Linked DNA regions of Homo sapiens: region 2 is linked to region 1. Evidence: read pairs that join two places in POLR2A ChIA-PET (ENCODE). Cell type or tissue: Caco-2. All regions are shown on one strand. Each heading gives the region's core, and the rest is flanking DNA. Links, peaks and the distances in the headings are about the cores only.

The links. Peaks named below come from ENCODE experiments on the same cell type or tissue, not always from the same donor. Only the 100,000 strongest peaks of a DNase experiment are listed, where the experiment ranks them.
Region 2: POLR2A ChIA-PET joins it to region 1 with 6 read pairs; 2 of 35 experiments call an interaction of 5 or more read pairs at or near these places.

Annotation. Positions count from the first base shown.
Region 1 is chr1:168,093,702-168,099,974 of GRCh38, reverse strand. It overlaps GPR161 (G protein-coupled receptor 161), which reads left to right. Exons shown (of 6, transcript NM_001375883.1): 3 at 2,743-3,467. Among named protein-coding and RNA genes, the nearest start is that of GPR161, 40 kb to the left of the region's middle. RefSeq lists enhancers at 2,558-3,058, 3,059-3,559. In Caco-2, for the core only: no CTCF peak of the experiment used is centred there; no DNase peak of the experiment used is centred there.
Region 2 is chr1:167,050,339-167,056,191 of GRCh38, reverse strand. GPA33 (glycoprotein A33) reads left to right here. Exons shown (of 7, transcript NM_005814.3): 5 at 343-462; 6 at 1,081-1,216; 7 at 1,726-3,356. The coding sequence ends at 1,858. GPA33-AS1 (GPA33 antisense RNA 1) reads right to left here and starts at 3,507. Exons shown (of 6, transcript XR_922249.3): 1 at 3,426-3,507. In Caco-2, for the core only: a CTCF peak has its summit at 3,519; a DNase peak (open chromatin) is centred at 3,561.

The DNA of each region.
Region 1 (6,273 bases), core at 580-5,579:
TCTATCTTGGACTCCCAAAGTGCTGAGATTACAGATGTGAGCCACTGCGCCTGGCTGGAATGTTCTGTATCTTGATAGAGGTGTAGATGCGTGCATTTCAATGTACATACATTTTATCCACACCAACCCCCCCCCCCCAAAAAAAAAACTTAAAAACAAAATAATCCCTGGAGGACGTGGCTGTACATGGGCAGGGCTGTGCCTGTGGGGCTTTTCTGCCTGTAGGAGGTGGACCTTGACTGAGCCAGCACCCAGCTTCACTGCCCCAGCTTCCTGATGGCACTCAGGATGCAGCTGGCAGAAATCAGTGTCATGTCACACTGGAACTCCCTGTGCCTGAACCTCAGTCAGTGAGTGATATGGGTACCATTTGTTACAATAAAGGAGAAGTCTTGCCATAAAGTAGTAATAATAACTGGGTGTTGAGAAGAGCCAGAAGGAAATCTGGCAGAGGACAGCACATTAATTGTAATCATTTTTATGGCCGCCAAACAGAGTCGGTGGAAGGAGGCCTACAGTGAACATTCACCAGGCCTGGCTCCCACAACCGGCCGTACACTACCGAGGTGACAGGGTGGAGCGTCTGTGTGCTCTTTAAAGGGATAGAAAAAAAGTAGAAATCTCTGCATTGTTTCTTTTGAAAAGTGAAGGAAACCTTCCTAGACCCACTGCTCCCCTCCCTGCAGTCCCCTAGCAACCCCCTCACATTTCATTTGCCAGAATGACGTCAGACAGGTCCGAGTCTCAGCAGGCCACCCACAAGGGGAAGAAGACCACCATGGGGCTTGTTCGCCCCCCAGGGCTCAAAAGGGCCAGTGTCCCCTGGGGGTCATCGCAGAAGCAGGAGCAGTGTAGGGCTTTCGTCCTCAAGGAGGAAGGGGGAAAGGTCGATGGCCAGTCCCCCATTGAAGGGTAGGCACCATCCGGGCCTTTTCCATGATCTTCCTCATTCGTTCCTAGGAGCAGACCTGTGATGTGGGTGCCAGAATTCCCATTTTCCAGATGAGGGAACTGAAGCTCTGAGAGGTTACATCAATTAGCTGAGGTCACATAGCTAATAGACATCAGAGCCTCCATCTGAACTTGAATTTCCAGCTCCAAAGGCATGCTTTTTCCCTTGGGCTGCACGGCCTTTGCAAGATGCAAGCCCAGATAGCAGCGAAAGACAGTAATCACCTTACCCAGCCACTGTGCAGTGATTCTGTAATAGACACCCTAATCACTGCGCAATCTTCTCCTCAGGCCGCATAGCCGGAAATGCTCTCTTTCCAGGATAGATCCTGGCCTGGGCTCAAGGCTCAGCTCAGAGCAGCCCCAGGCTCACCCCTGCTTAGGAAGACCAAGGAGGCAGCACCTCCAGTTAGCATGTGGCAGTTCAGCTGCTGGGGCCCAAGGGTGACTCAGGGCGGTCCCTGTGGAGGAGCCACCTTCCCAGGCGATGTGTGAGGCACATAGCCAGAGTCATTTCCCAACGTCCTGCCAGGCGGCATCAGTGTGGCCACCCGTCCCTTACACATGTTGCCCTCATGGGAACATCCTATTTCCCTTGGATAAAATGTCGGGGTTGGGAGGGTGGTGGTTGACTTTCAGCCCTGTGGTCTGAGTCCTCCCACCCTTTCCAGTTAAAGGGCCAGTCCTTAGCTGGGCCTACAGTCCTTAGCTCTGCATGCCCCGGCCCCGTCCACCCGGCCTGCTTCCTTCTCTCCTCCTCTCTCCATCCTGCACTCTCTCTCCTGCCAGGTGGAGCTCCATGCAGCCTCCCTGCTGAGCTGGTGCTCACTCACAACTCCATACCTCGCCAGGCTAGCTTTCTGCCTGGGGTGGTCCTGGGTCAGTGCCTCCAACGCTGTGAGACCTGGGTCTGGAGCATCACCTCCAACAGGAGCCTGCTGTGACCCTCTGTGCTGGACCAGAAGCCTGCCAGTTTGAATGGATAGCCCTCCTGGCCCACCTCCTACCTAGCAGCACTGAGTGATTCGGACCCGCCCCCTTGGCTGTGGAACAAGAAGGCTTACACAGAATTGCTGGGCGTGTGCACTGGGGATTGTAGAGTCAGATCGCCTGGCTTTCTGTCTTTCTCCCATGGGTCTGGGGTGTGTTATTTAGCCTTTCCCTGCTTTAGTTTCCTCATCTGTAAAATGAAGATAATGACATATCCGCTGCTCACAGTTGCTGTGAGGACTCAATGTGGCCCTTACCACTCCAGGCCCTGATACTTGGCTCAGGTGTCTGCCTCCCTCACATCTTCTCAACTGCATTTCCAGGAGGTAGCGCGGTGCTTGGCACATCGCAAGCCTTTGGTAAATGTCCATTGGTTGAATGAAGCCCGTAGTCCTTCAACATCATTCTGGTTCTTAATGATCCCTCTGAAAATTGATGTAAATGGATGATTCTGCTGTCAGCAGCAGCAGAATTGATCTGGCCCAATGCATAATCCCTCAGGACCTCTGTAGGTATCTTAAGACTGGCCACACCCCCAAATATGAGTGGGCTGTGGTGTGATGACTTGGAAACAGGACTGTTCGAGCTCTGTGTCTTGCCAGTGTTGAGCTCTTCTCTGTTAAAGAGCTCTGCAGAGCTGTGGAACACGATGCAGTCTATATAACTTGTCTGGGGAGACTTGGGAGAAGGTGCTGCTTTTAGAAACATCCAACCCAGTCATGGGAGCCCCTGACGCAGGAAGGCAGCGGTTTTCTCTCTCCGCTGACTTCTCTCTCTTGCCTCCCTCCATCCCTTTTCTAGCTACTATGCTGTCCTGTACCCCATGGTGTACCCCATGAAGATCACAGGGAACCGGGCTGTGATGGCACTTGTCTACATCTGGCTTCACTCGCTCATCGGCTGCCTGCCACCCCTGTTTGGTTGGTCATCCGTGGAGTTTGACGAGTTCAAATGGATGTGTGTGGCTGCTTGGCACCGGGAGCCTGGCTACACGGCCTTCTGGCAGATCTGGTGTGCCCTCTTCCCCTTTCTGGTCATGCTGGTGTGCTATGGCTTCATCTTCCGCGTGGCCAGGGTCAAGGCACGCAAGGTGCACTGTGGCACAGTCGTCATCGTGGAGGAGGATGCTCAGAGGACCGGGAGGAAGAACTCCAGCACCTCCACCTCCTCTTCAGGCAGCAGGAGGAATGCCTTTCAGGGTGTGGTCTACTCGGCCAACCAGTGCAAAGCCCTCATCACCATCCTGGTGGTCCTCGGTGCCTTCATGGTCACCTGGGGCCCCTACATGGTTGTCATCGCCTCTGAGGCCCTCTGGGGGAAAAGCTCCGTCTCCCCGAGCCTGGAGACTTGGGCCACATGGCTGTCCTTTGCCAGCGCTGTCTGCCACCCCCTGATCTATGGACTCTGGAACAAGACAGTTCGCAAAGAACTACTGGGCATGTGCTTTGGGGACCGGTATTATCGGGAACCATTTGTGCAACGACAGAGGACTTCCAGGCTCTTCAGCATTTCCAACAGGATCACAGGTAACTTGGGCATTGTTAGGATAGCCCCTCCGAGGCAGATGAAATCTGTGGTCCTCTCAGCCACTCTGGCCTGTTTGTGGGTGAGTTCTCAGGCTGACTGGCGGTAAGGCTCAAAGCACAGATTTCCTTTCGGAAGAAACATTCCAGAGGCTCCGCTGTGATTGCCAGGGAGCTTCCTGTCACTCAGTAGCTCACGGCCATGCTGACAAGGCCAGCAGAGCTCCCTGGTGCCCTGGTATGTGTCCCAAAAGAATGGGACAGGGGACACCACGGTCCAGAAATCTGCTTTCTGAAACCCCAGCCCTGGCCCTCTGGCCTCAGAGTGTGTATAGTTAGTTCTCTCTCTCTTTTTTTTTTTTTTTTTTTTTTTTTTTGAGACAGGGTCTTGCTCTGTTGTCCAGCTTGGAGTGCAGTGGCACAATCTCCATTCACTGCAGCCTCTGCCTCCCTGATTCAAGTGATCCTCGTGCCTCAGCCTCCCAAGTAGCTGGGATTATAGGCACGCACCACCACACCCAACTACTTTTTATATTTTTAGTAGAGACGGGTTTCACCATATTGGCTAGGCTGGTCTCAAACTCCTGACCTCAAGTGATCCGCCCACCTCAGCCACCCAAAGTGCTGGGATTACAAGCGTGAGCCACCATGCCAGGCCTGGAGTATATTCTTTACTAGAGGAAAAAGAATCCAAGCATTGGACCAGGCCACCTTCTCCTGGCACAGCCACATCCACATCCTTTCCTTCAGTGTTTCCTCTTGTCAGCACCCCCTCCCCACCTCAGCTGCTGTCTTCCTCCTCAACCATCCTCCTCCTCCTCACAGATCAGTGATCTCCTCAGATGGTCCCAGACAATCCGGGGGTGTCCATGCCAAACCTCAGCCTTCCATCGAAGCATCATGGCCTTGTACGTGTGAGGCTGCTCCTTCCTCTGATGACTGATCCGGTGTGCACAGGTTTCCGGACACAATCCCACCACCTTTGATGGGACCCAGTGGAATTACTCTAGTTAGGGGTTAGATTTTTTGTTAAAACTTTTTATTTTGAAATAATTTTAGATTTACAGAAGACTTGGAAAAACAATACAGAGAATTCCCACACACCCAGCTTCCTCTAGGGTTACTGTCTTGAACAACCACAGCTCTAAAACGTTAACACTGGGGCAGTGCCATTAACTACAACTTGATTCAGATCTCACCCGTTTTTCATTAATGTCCTTTGTTTGTCCAAAGATCCAGCTCAGGATCCCATATTGTCTTAGTCAATCTTTGACAATCCTTTACTCTTCCCTTGTCTTTTATGACATTGACAGCTTTGTAGAGTACTTACCAGGTATTTTGTAGACTGCCCCTTAATTTGTGTTCATCTGATGCTTTCTCAAGATTAGAATGAGGTTATCCATTTTTGGCAAAAATGCCACAGGGGCGATGTGCCCTTCCTGTACATCATAGCAGGGGGCACATATGCCAATATGCCTTATTGCTAGTTGTGTTGCTCTTGATCTCTCGGTTAAGGTGGTGCCTGTCAGCTTTCTCCACAGTAAAGCTGCTGATTTTCCCATTGTAATTAATAAATACAACTGAGGAGATACTTTGAGATGATGCAAATACCCTGTTTCCTCTTTGGCCCTTTCCCACTGACTCAGGACACATTTGTGGATCTTGCCTCTAGCATTTTTACTGTGTAGTTTTGAGGTCAAGTAGCTGGATTTTTAGGGCCAAGGTGAAAGGAGACCATCACCTGGCCAAGCCACTGGGAGAGATTTGGAGAACATTCAGCTTGGACTACAGTCCTAATCTCTTGCCAGATGACTTCGGGCAACTCTTCAAACCACTCTAGTTAATTTCTCATCTTCATGAAATAGGTCTTTCTTCCACTTTTCTTCTCAAGAGGGTGAAAGAAATGACTCTAATTATGCACACCCAGTGGCAATGATGACAGGAGATCCTTTCCATGTGGCGATGAGACACAATGGCATCACTGATTTATTTCACGGGCTGATGGAGTTTTATTTCCAAGAGAGGAAGGAAGTCTGGGACTTTTAACCATAGGAGAAAACATTTCTCTGTATCTCAGTATTTTAACCACTGAAATGCTCACCCCTGCCAGTTGCAAGCCCACATTTTCACATATGACCTGTGATCCAGGAGTCCATTCAATGTTGGGCTTCATTTCACTGATTAATGTATTAGTCCAGATTTTGTAAACTCACTTGTCTTCTAGGCAAAAAAAAATAGATGTTTTCTAGATCAATGAAGTTAAAATGAAGAAGGAAAAAAAATGAGGACAGAAAATGGAGCAGGAAAGGGTTCGTAGAACAAAAAGAAACACCTGCTTTTGAGGCCAAGATTTTCCATGCAAGTCACTTGCAGGTGTCCTAGAAGAGCTGGTGAAGCTGTGAGCACAGGCGGAAAACACCAGCTGTGGTTGGTTTGGCACATCCCAGGCAGCTGGTGGTCTCATCTTCATTTAGGGAAAGCAGGCTTGTGGGATGCCTTTGGGCTGAAGAGCTTATGGAATGGGTTCCAAGTTATTGGTCTTTCCGAGGAATGGGAGCTGGGGTGGGGGTGGGGGATGGTTCTTCTTGTTCTTCCCTGAAGGTCCTGATCCCAGGAGGAGGCAGCAGCATCAGTAAGAGTCTGGGAACCAAAGCAGAATGTGGCGCCCCAGCCCAGCCGCTCACCCTGCGCTGTCCATGGCTTTCTGACTGCAGGAGAGAGCCCTGGCCTCTGCCTTGTGTCCCTGGTCCCTCTGTCTGAGCCAGGGCTGACCAGACCCTCTGTGGGCAAGGCCTTGATCTGCAGCAGA
Region 2 (5,853 bases), core at 742-5,741, 1.0 Mb after region 1:
CTCATTTTATGCTTGCAAGTACCCTGTGAGGCAGGTACTATTATTTCTGATTTTAGATGAGGAAATGGAGGTTGAATGAAGCTGAGTTACTTGCTAAAGACAAATTAATAAGTGGCAGAGCCAGGTGTCAAACCCAGGGTGCCTGACTGAATTCTGAGCACTTCACATTGTGGGCCCTGCCTGGTTTAAGCGTCCTGCAGCCCTGGAGGTGGACATGGGGCTCCGGCCTGAAGAAGCTCAGTGGCAGAGGTTGTGCTTCCCAAGGAGTCCAGACCTCCCATTCCTGGCTGTCTCCACTCCACTGTAGTGCCTCTCTTCACCCTGACTCTTCTTCCCCTGCAGCCTCAGGTCAGCCTGTCTCCCTGAAGAATATCTCCACAGACACATCGGGTTACTACATCTGTACCTCCAGCAATGAGGAGGGGACGCAGTTCTGCAACATCACGGTGGCCGTCAGATCTCGTAAGAGCAGCCTGCGGGGGGAGGGCTGACAAACGCCACAGGATAACTGGTGGGGGTCCAGAAAGTCAGCTGAGACCACCGTGAGGAGGAATAGGGGAACCTCTCTAGGGCCACGCACCTGCAGGTTAGCTGTGGTGACCTAGGCAGGATGACTCTGTCCCAGGCTCCCCTCACTCTGAGGCCAGTCCAGTTCCACTGGTGTTTGGAAGTGGAACCTAGGACTGACTTCTAGGACTCAGAGGCTTTGTCAGTCCCACCTGCCTAGGAACCACTCGGTGGGCGTGGAGGAAGTGCCCAGGGCAGCTGCCGCAGAGTCTGGACCACATCCTTCTGGGGTGAGACACCAAATCTAGCTTAAAGAGCTGGCTGGGCTGACATCTGAGGACTTTTGCAGAGCCAGGGTAGCCCGGAAAGTGTTAAGATGTGAAGTGGACCATATGTCTCTGTCTGCACCTCCATCCTGAAGAATATTCCTGGGCCATGGCTGGTCACATTCCTCCAAGACCATGCCTTTCATGGAGTGTTACCAGAAGCTGGTAGCTGCTGCTCCCCTGGCTGGGAGGAGACCCGGAGCTAGCTTAGAAGCTCGGCAAGTGCAGCTGCTCTGTCCTCTTGCAGCCTCCATGAACGTGGCCCTGTATGTGGGCATCGCGGTGGGCGTGGTTGCAGCCCTCATTATCATTGGCATCATCATCTACTGCTGCTGCTGCCGAGGGAAGGACGACAACACTGAAGACAAGGAGGATGCAAGGCCGTGAGTGTCTGGGCTGGTAGCCTGTTGGAAGGGTCTGGGGAGACTGGAAATATGCTTCCCAATTCCTCACAGCCTCTTCTACTTGCAGCACCCCTTGGGGTATATCACCCCCATTTTGTGCTGATGAAACAATGACCTGTCCAAGCCATAAAATGTGCATTGCAGCCCCAGGACCTGCCTCCCAGTCCTGTGGTTTTCCAGTCTGGGAGCTCAGGGCCGGGCTTCCTGTGGCATGACTAGAGCCAAGTGTGGCCTGGAGCCCCTGTCACGGGGCCAGTTCCTCCTGGGCTGGTAAAGCCAGCCTGTTCCTGTAACCCCCTCAGCTCATGCGTGGAACAAGTCTGTGGCACCTTTACTCTCAGCCCAGCCTTTCAGCCCAGTGTCCTCTGCAGCTGGTGGGTGGGGAGGAGGTCTGGAGGCTGCTCTTCCTGTAATGCACATGAGGCCCAGCTCCCTTGAGGGTCCACCTGAGAGCAAATCCTTCCCCTCTGTCCCCTGCTGCCCTGCAGGAACCGGGAAGCCTATGAGGAGCCACCAGAGCAGCTAAGAGAACTTTCCAGAGAGAGGGAGGAGGAGGATGACTACAGGCAAGAAGAGCAGAGGAGCACTGGGCGTGAATCCCCGGACCACCTCGACCAGTGACAGGCCAGCAGCAGAGGGCGGCGGAGGAAGGGTTAGGGGTTCATTCTCCCGCTTCCTGGCCTCCCTTCTCCTTTCTAAGCCCTGTTCTCCTGTCCCTCCATCCCAGACATTGATGGGGACATTTCTTCCCCAGTGTCAGCTGTGGGGAACATGGCTGGCCTGGTAAGGGGGTCCCTGTGCTGATCCTGCTGACCTCACTGTCCTGTGAAGTAACCCCTCCTGGCTGTGACACCTGGTGCGGGCCTGGCCCTCACTCAAGACCAGGCTGCAGCCTCCACTTCCCTCGTAGTTGGCAGGAGCTCCTGGAAGCACAGCGCTGAGCATGGGGCGCTCCCACTCAGAACTCTCCAGGGAGGCGATGCCAGCCTTGGGGGGTGGGGGCTGTCCTGCTCACCTGTGTGCCCAGCACCTGGAGGGGCACCAGGTGGAGGGTTTGCACTCCACACATCTTTCTTGAATGAATGAAAGAATAAGTGAGTATGCTTGGGCCCTGCATTGGCCTGGCCTCCAGCTCCCACTCCCTTTCCAACCTCACTTCCCGTAGCTGCCAGTATGTTCCAAACCCTCCTGGGAAGGCCACCTCCCACTCCTGCTGCACAGGCCCTGGGGAGCTTTTGCCCACACACTTTCCATCTCTGCCTGTCAATATCGTACCTGTCCCTCCAGGCCCATCTCAAATCACAAGGATTTCTCTAACCCTATCCTAATTGTCCACATACGTGGAAACAATCCTGTTACTCTGTCCCACGTCCAATCATGGGCCACAAGGCACAGTCTTCTGAGCGAGTGCTCTCACTGTATTAGAGCGCCAGCTCCTTGGGGCAGGGCCTGGGCCTCATGGCTTTTGCTTTCCCTGAAGCCCTAGTAGCTGGCGCCCATCCTAGTGGGCACTTAAGCTTAATTGGGGAAACTGCTTTGATTGGTTGTGCCTTCCCTTCTCTGGTCTCCTTGAGATGATCGTAGACACAGGGATGATTCCCACCCAAACCCACGTATTCATTCAGTGAGTTAAACACGAATTGATTTAAAGTGAACACACACAAGGGAGCTTGCTTGCAGATGGTCTGAGTTCTTGTGTCCTGGTAATTCCTCTCCAGGCCAGAATAATTGGCATGTCTCCTCAACCCACATGGGGTTCCTGGTTGTTCCTGCATCCCGATACCTCAGCCCTGGCCCTGCCCAGCCCATTTGGGCTCTGGTTTTCTGGTGGGGCTGTCCTGCTGCCCTCCCACAGCCTCCTTCTGTTTGTCGAGCATTTCTTCTACTCTTGAGAGCTCAGGCAGCGTTAGGGCTGCTTAGGTCTCATGGACCAGTGGCTGGTCTCACCCAACTGCAGTTTACTATTGCTATCTTTTCTGGATGATCAGAAAAATAATTCCATAAATCTATTGTCTACTTGCGATTTTTTAAAAAATGTATATTTTTATATATATTGTTAAATCCTTTGCTTCATTCCAAATGCTTTCAGTAATAATAAAATTGTGGGTGGAAATTCTTATTTCTTTTTTAATGTGGATTTTGTTTGCAGTAAGATAAAGCTTGGGTCTCATGGATCATCTCTACTCACCATAGCACTCTTCTGCTTCCTAGGGGAGGTGAGACAAGGTAACAGATTTGAGAATCCTGGGGTCCCTCTGCTTGTGGCCGCAGTAGGGTCAGGCAGTGCCTCTAGTGGTTGCTGGGAATAGGACAGATTCCTGCCTGCTGGTGGAGGTATATTCCAGGAGTCTGCAGTGTCAGGACACCAGGAGGCCTGGGTGTCGGTCCACGTGCTTGAAGGAAGATGGTGGAGATGCTCTAGCCAGTTCTGCTTCCTATGATGCCCCTTCTGAGAAAGGGGCGGGGCAGTCCTCTTGTTCTGTCACAGAGAACTGTGACGCTTCCTCCTCCAAGGCAACTTCGCTCCGCTGTGGGCTCTTGGCTTTGACATGGACTCTCCTGCGAGATATTCAAGGTCTGTTCTTCAGTGTCCTTTCCTGTGCTCCCTCCTGTCCGAGCACTTGTCACACAGTACTGTGTGCCTATTATACCTGTGTACAGGTCTGTCTCTGCCTCACCCTGTATGATTTGTAAGGATAGGAACTGTAGCTTCTTTATGGCCTGGCATGTGTTGACCCTTGACAAAGGTTTGTTAAATGAATAACATTTGGTATCACAGTATCTTGCCCAAGGACATCTCCTAGCTCTCTAGATACTCTGAGGTGCCTTCCAGTCCTCACGGTGCAAGGTTCCACAAGCATGTTCTTGAGGGAGCCACGGAAGCAGAGGCGGCCACCTTCCCCCAGGTTTGACTTGACTTCTCTCTGCCCCTCAAAGGACTCTGAAGGTTCACCTGCCTTAGCTCCAGGCTTAGGGAAGAAAAGGAGGGAAATCGAGACCCACTGCATTAATTCAACAACAAATATTTTGTGAGCATCTACTACGTGCCAAGCAGTGTGCTGTTTGCAGAGTATATAAAAGTCACTAAGAAACTGTTATTCAGGAGGAGCTAAAATCTAATGGCGGTCACAGACATAGAAACATAATTACATGAGCAAGAGAAGGGGCTACAGGACACAGGAGGGCCTGAGTAACTCAGCCTAAGGGAGTTCAGGAAAGCTTCAGAGAGGAGGTTGCATTTGGGCTGCATCTTGAAGAAGAATGAGGAGTTTTACAAGTGGAAAAGGGCTGGTGCTGACATTTCTTCTGTCCTCCAATGCATGTTTCTATTACTTGGGTGTCAAATCATATTATCACTCAGTAAGACTACAGTTTCCTGCTGAATTTATTTCGGTCCACAGACTCTGGGAATTGGACTGTTGTAGGTTCTTATACAATCAAAATTAGCCCAGCAATGCAGTCTCCTTAGAATGTTAGGCATCCCTTCCCAAATTATGGTTTCCAGCTGCTGGTTCAAAGACTTTATGGTGTTTTAGAAGAGAGACAAATGCTACCCATTAATTGAGGGAAGATTGTGTACTATAAACCCTTATTAGGCACTTCAGACAGTTTTCCATATAATCCCCACTCGCAGTTTCAAATACTTGGGCATATGCCAATGTTAGGTGTTCATGTTATCACCTAAGGAGGGACTCTGGCTGCCCAGAGAGGAATCCATGAACTGATACACAGCTTGGTAAATTAGCCACTCTTCAGGATCTTGTTATTTATTTATTTATTTATTTTTAATTTTACTTTAAGTTCTGGGATACACGTGCAGGACGTGCAGGTTTGTTACATATGTATACATGTGCCATGGTGCACCTATCTACCCGTCATCTAGGTTTTAAGCCCCACATGCATTACATATTTGTCCTAATGCTCTCCCTCCCAAAAAGTCTTGTTCTTAAGCTGCTTTTGTGACACAGTGACAGGGCCTCAGCTCTCAAATGCAGAGTCACATTAACCAAGCTCACAGTGCCTGATGTACAATGCTTATAGCAGCAGCACTTGCTCTGGGCCAGGTACTGTTCTAGGCCTTTTCCATAGAACATCTCATAATCTTCACCCTATGAGATAAGTGCTATTATTCTTCCCATTTTACAGATGAGGAAGCTGAGACACAGTGAATTTAAGCAATTTGGATCAACACAGAATGTCAATTTGCTATTTATAGCTGTCAAGTAGACCAGCCTTTCTGTCCACCTGACCCAGGCCATCTCACCCCATGGGCACTATGCCCTCAGTTGCTTACTGGGCATGGAATCAGAATAAGAGAAGTCGGCTACTATCAAGGAGCTCTCATCTTTGATGGCAGTCTGTATCAGTAGGTGTCATATCCCCTGTGGAAATTCTGGAAGATTCTCTGGTCTTGGCTCCATCCCTGGATATTCTGGCTTGGGGCCCGGGGCATCTGCAGAAGTGATCCTATTGTTAAGTCTGGTCCGATGGGGAGGGCCTCTTTGGGGACGCTTGGCTATTGAGTTTGCTCACCGAGACTGCCTCTCCTCAGGTAGGTTTCCAGAAAGACTCAGCCTGGTTTCTGTCTGTGACGGCCATTTGTCTGCACTTCCTCA